Regions from separate parts of the Homo sapiens genome. Here region 1 is linked to region 2. Evidence: chromatin contacts called from ENCODE Hi-C or POLR2A ChIA-PET data. All regions are on one chromosome and are shown on one strand. The core of a region is the stretch at or near the end of the contact, and the rest is flanking DNA. Distances in the headings are between cores, read along the strand shown.

What was found. A loop is a pair of places that touch in the nucleus more often than their neighbours do. ChIA-PET counts read pairs that join two places held with the same protein, here RNA polymerase II (POLR2A). Pooled maps may share reads with other maps.
Region 1: a map of heart left ventricle shows a loop between it and region 2 (7-fold over the local background). The contact joins the enhancer-like site here to the promoter of LINC02704 in region 2. A Hi-C loop is called at or near these places in 1 of 168 maps with a recorded cell type or tissue (heart left ventricle) and 4 of 50 pooled maps. POLR2A ChIA-PET finds 5 or more read pairs at or near these places in 1 of 52 experiments (SK-N-SH).

What each region holds. Positions count from the first base shown.
Region 1 is chr11:44,772,940-44,775,639 of GRCh38, forward strand. All of the region lies in intron 2 of TSPAN18 (tetraspanin 18), which reads left to right. Among named protein-coding and RNA genes, the nearest start is that of TSPAN18-AS1, 38 kb to the left of the region's middle. RefSeq lists an enhancer at 1,199-1,973. Within about 2 kb of position 1,357, at least 9 of the 41 ENCODE cell types and tissues checked have a DNase peak (open chromatin) inside an H3K27ac peak, as active enhancers do; they include heart left ventricle, where a contact is called at or near this core.
Region 2 is chr11:44,699,996-44,702,695 of GRCh38, forward strand. It overlaps LINC02704 (long intergenic non-protein coding RNA 2704), which reads right to left and starts at 1,364. Exons shown (of 3, transcript XR_931234.3): 1 at 1,262-1,364.

The DNA of each region.
Region 1 (2,700 bases), core at 107-2,606, 73 kb after region 2:
AGCCACTGCACTGAGCCCGATTTTGAGTTCTTATTCTCCAAATGAACAGGTATCACAGGATCCACACATGTTGGCTTCTGACTGAATAAGTAGGTGCTCTCTGAATTCACACCTATGCAAACACAATGTGTTTTAAAGCCTAAGTAATAAAAATATGCTCATTTGAAGCTTACATACACATTATTAAAACTCACTGGCCAGGCGCGGTGGCTCATGCCTATAATCCCAGCACTTTGGGAGGCCAAGGCAGGTGGATCACTTGAAGTCGGGAGTTCGAGACCAGCCTGACCAACATGGAGAAACCCCGTCTCTACTAAAAATATAAAATTAGCCGGGCGTGGTGGCACATGCCTGTAATCCCAGCTACTAGGGAGCCTGAGACAGGAGAATTGCTTGAACCTGGGAGGCGGAGGTTGTGATGAGCTGAGATTGCGCCATTGCACTCCAGCCTGGGCAACAAGAGTGAAACTCCATCTCAAAAAAAAACCCAAAAAACAAAAAACAAACCCACCAGTGACTGCAGCAATTGTTTAGAACTTAGATCACTAAAAGATTTTTTTTTTCTCAAAGCAGAGCATTTTATCACCGACATTGTTTAGAACTGTCAGCTTTTTGTGGGTTTTAGGTTTGTTTCAAAATTCCCTACAGGCAGTTCATCCCTTTGTTGCCAGCTCCCTGGAAGGACGGCTTCCACTGCCCCGCTCTTGGCATGCCCATAGCAAGATGCTTCCAAGAGGGTTGCTGTGGGGGGATGGGATGGAACGGTGGTCAGAAGGTTGGGGAGACCCTGTAGCTGAGTCCTGCAATAGGACCAGGTAGTCTCCAGGTGGAATGGATGGACACAAGACCAGCCTGGGAACCCCTGGCGTCCTGGGAACCCTGGGTCAATAAGTATTTGGTTGCAGTTCGTAAAAGCCACCAGGGTTCTGAGCACCATTTGTGTACCCGTGCTTGGGGTTATGGAGAGCTGGGCACTAAAAGCTTCATCTCAGAGGCAGTTTGGAGCCTGCGAGGCTGCCTCCCTCCCGGTCCTGTGCTCCTCAGTCGGACTCCCACCCTCAGCCCCTCTCTCTCCTTCCCTTTCCCTTTCAGCAGTGTAGCCCATGGAGGCAGCTGTTCTAATTAAAAATCTCATAAATACCAGGAGATAAGGATCCAGGGGTTTTGTTTTTTATTTCTGCCGAGACTCCCCAGAGAGTCTCTTCAGTAGGAAAGGTCCCTTTGGAGCTGAGATTTTTCTCCTGGACTTCAAAGACAGGGCTTCTTAGGAACAGAACATCTGTTTAAACTGAACTTGAACCAAGAGGCAGGCAGGCATGTCCCACGGGAGAAGGAGGGGGCAGAGCCCAGGGGTGTGGTATCTGCTTTCTGTCCCTGGGGGAAGCTCCTCAGACAGGCTCATTCCTGCATCTCACAGTGTGTCCCCATGCTGGGCAGCTTCTCTTAGTAAATGCAGAGGAAGTGATGGCAGGTGGCCCACAGGCCTGGGGCCAGGCTTTGGGCTGACTGCTGTCCAGATAGCATCCAGGCTCCTGACCTCAAAACCTCTCTATTCAGGAGAGGTAGCAAGGAGACCTGGGGTGACAGAGTTGGCTCCTTCTGCCTGGAGGTCCCTGTGGTCCTCAGAAGTCACCTTGCAATTGGGGACCTCCCAGCTCTTGGCTTTTGCATGGACAGAGCCTCCTTCATCCTCCCTTCTTCCCTCCTTATTTCCCTCCCTTTCTTCTTTTTTTCTTTCCTCCATTCACTAGGCATCCACTGGGGTTCAGAGATGAAAAACTCCCACTCCCTGAGTTCGAAGGACTCACCACCTGATAGAACAACCAGGTTGATCTCAAAAGATAAGAAAAGTTGAGCACTTTGGTTGTGTGTGTGTGGCTGTTCTTGTTAAGACAATAAAACAATTCAGAGCTTGGAAAATGAAGGGAAAAGAAATCATTCACTTCCTCTCTTAGGACCAGAGCCTCCTTCGTTTCCTGCTTTTGTTCACACTCAGGCATGTGTTCAATAGTTGACACCAGAAAGTCCGTTCAGTTGGGCTTCCTGCTTTTTTTCCCCATCTCTCCTGGCCTTACAGTTTGTGAGATTCCTTCCTGGGCATCACAGGGCTGGAGGGCCCCTACTGTTGGACACTCAGCTGTGTCTAGTGTCTGCTGTCACCTGCATACCTCCTGGGAGGGGTCGCCAGGTACAGCAAATAAAATTAAAGGATGCCCAGCTAAATCTGGACTTCCTATAGACAATGACTCAATTTTTAGCATAAATCTGCCCCAAGCAATATTTGTTCCATGTACTATTTAGGAAGAATCACTGAAAGATTATTTGTTGTTTATCTGAAATTCACACTTCACTGGGCATCCTGTATTTTATCTGGGAACCCCGTACCTGGAGTATCTTTTTGCACGTGTGTAGTCAATGCTGCTTTACTTAATAATAGGGAGAACTATCTGGCTAATATGTTCCTCTCCCCATTTGTTGGGAACACTCTTCCTAACTTGAATCGCTCCTGTTCCTGCCCACACTTCTGGACTGCTCTGCAGCTTAGCGTACTTGGAGGTCACCGAATCCCTATAGGTCCTCTCCAGGCACGTTTCATTGCCAGCCTCCTTCTGGGAGCCTCCGGTGACTGCAAAGGTTTGGTTTGCTCCCTCTAGTGGCGGGGGTGGGAGGTGTACATTTGCACTCCTCTTGGGCCTCTGG
Region 2 (2,700 bases), core at 114-2,613:
AAACAGGTAACGGCTGGAGGAGAAACAAATTCAAGCAGACCTGGGATCTGGGTGAAGACATTTTGAATCTGAACTCTTTCCCCAACACTGCATCTCCACTGCTACTTCGTCTGCCCGGAACAGTCACCCTCGGCTTTAAGTATGGCTGGGGCTCCTGCTAAATGTCCCCTCTTGAGAGAGCCTGCCTGACCTCCCTGTCTACAGTAGCTGTCACCTCCTTATTTCCCATCCAAGCTCTCTACTTATTCCTGTTGCAACAGCCATCATTGGTAACTTGACCTGCTAGTTTTCTGTTTCCTAAAATAGAGCCAGGATCTGTCCTATTTTTGGTCTCTTCCGTAGCCACACTGTGTGTGGCACATAGTACCTGCTTGAAAACATTTGTTGAATGAATAAATTGAGAGAGAAGGACATCAAGGGAGAAATGCTCAGTGAGTACTCAGAAATGCCCCTGCTGCCTGAAACCCCCTATTTGAGTCTCTCTCCTTTGATGCCAGTCTTCCTGGTCTTCTGTAAAGTAATCGAGAAGGTCATTAGTCCTCTCTGAGCCACCTAGCTAGGAAGGGGTATGTCAGGCTCCTAGTGCAAGCCAGGGGTAGAGATTGGGGGTCTCCGTGGACCTTTCCCCCACTCTCTGTAAGAGGATGGTAGGAGGGAGATCCTTCCATCTCTGCTGTGTGTGTGTGTGTGTGTGTGTGTGTGTGTGTGTGTGTATGCTGGGGCTGTTAGGGGTGGGAGTGGAGGGAGGAGGAGGCAGCCTGGAGCCGAGTCCTTCCTGGAAGCCAGAGGCAGGATGCCAGAGGCATGTGTTCCCCAGCAATCCCCAGGCCCAGGGGAGGGAGCGCCAGACCTGAGCTCAGCAGGTTGGAGATGCACCCTCCAGCCCACCCCCACCCTGCCCTGCAAGAGGTCCTGCAGGCCTGGCCAGCACCCTCTTTCTCTCCCTACAGCGCTCCTCAAGGAACTGTCTGGCCTTAATAAAAGAAGTGAAACCTCCTCAGTCATGTTGTGACTTCCAGCGTCTCCCTTAATTCCCACACTAGCCCTGGGAGATGTGCATTGCCACGGGCCCTATTTCACAGATGGGAAAACCAAGACTGAGGGAGACTGTGGCTCATCCAGGGATGCAGAGCCAGGCACAGACAAATCTCATGCTCTTAGCCATGCCATACGCCATCATCTCCACCCCAGCCCTACACCTGGAGCCCCTACACCTGGATACCCCACATGTAGATGCCCCATGCCTGGGCATTCAACATACCTGGATACTCCATGCCTGGGCATCCCAGGCCTGGGTGCCCCACATCTGGGCATCTCACACTGGCAATGGGAACAGGCTGAATGGGGGCCCCTGCCCTGGAGACCCTGACAGCCCTGCTCCCAGAATCACTAACACTTGCAGGAGGGCCTGCGTTTTTATTTCTGTCTCCTTGGGCAGGAAACATGGCCAGGAGAGAGATAAGGAGGAAAGAAAGGAGGGGCAGGCTTCTCTGGAGCCAGGGCTGCTGCCTCCCCCTCCACACACAGGGCAGAAGAATAGAAGGAAGTGGCCAGAGAAAGGCAAGTGTCTGAGTCGGGGGGTAGGGGATGTGGGGCAGGGAGGTTATCATCTACAAATAACCCTATCTCCAGGACCCCCAGGAGAGGATCAGAAGGGGCTGAGGCCAGAGGGTCTGGGCTGTGTGGCTGAGGGGGTGGACAGGGGTCATCAGTGTCTGCCTGGGAGATGATCAAAGGGCCACACAGAGGACAAGGACATGACCCAGGACCCTCCCCTCTGCCTGCTGCTCTGACCCTGCAGTTGGCCAAGCAGGTTGTGCAATGACCCACCTGCCCATTGGATCAGTCCTCCCCGAATCCATCCAAACCTTCGTTCCCCCACCCACTCATCCATCCATCTACTCCTCCTGCCTCCCTGCCTCTGAGCCTTCCATTCTCTGTTCCTTCTGCCCACCACATCTACCTTTCCTCTTCTCCTTCTTTCCACTGCATCTACCTTTCCTCTTCACCTTCCTGACTCATTCTTCAGGTCCCAGCTTAGAAACAACATTCTCCGGGAAGCCTTCTCAAACACCCCCACAAAATCCAGTGTAAGGAACATGGCCCATGGCCTCCCACAGCCCTGGTCTTCTCTTTCTATGATACTTATGACAACGACAATTTCATACTCACATCCATTTCCCCTGCTACCTGAGGTAGCTGATAATTCTTCAGCACCCAGAACAGTGCCTGGCATACACTAGGTGCTCAATAAGTTCATCTGGCATCTTTACTTTCTTATCTGTGTCTCTTCTCTCTTCCCTGTCTCTCTTTCCCTTTTCAAGGTTTCCTGAACACCTACCTGAGCCAGGTTGGTGTTTGCCACTGCCCTTGAGGCTGGCAGAGCTAGCATGGGAGTAGATGAGGCAGTGGAGTGGATGGATATCCTACCCACAAATCATATGACCAAAGGTAGAGAGAGACTGCATTCTGTTTGGGGTAAGGGAGGAGGAAGAACTGAGAGTGGGCTTCTCGGGGGAGATGGCACTTGGGCAGTGGAGATGGCAGTGGAGATGGGCAGTGGAGATGGCTGAGGGGTAGGCTCAGGAGTCACACAGGGAAGCACAGGCAGCTTTAGGGAGTGGGAGGTGTAGGGAGGAAGTCTCCCTGAAGAGAGGGGGCAGAGTGAGAGTGATGCAGTAATAGCAGTATCGAAGTAGT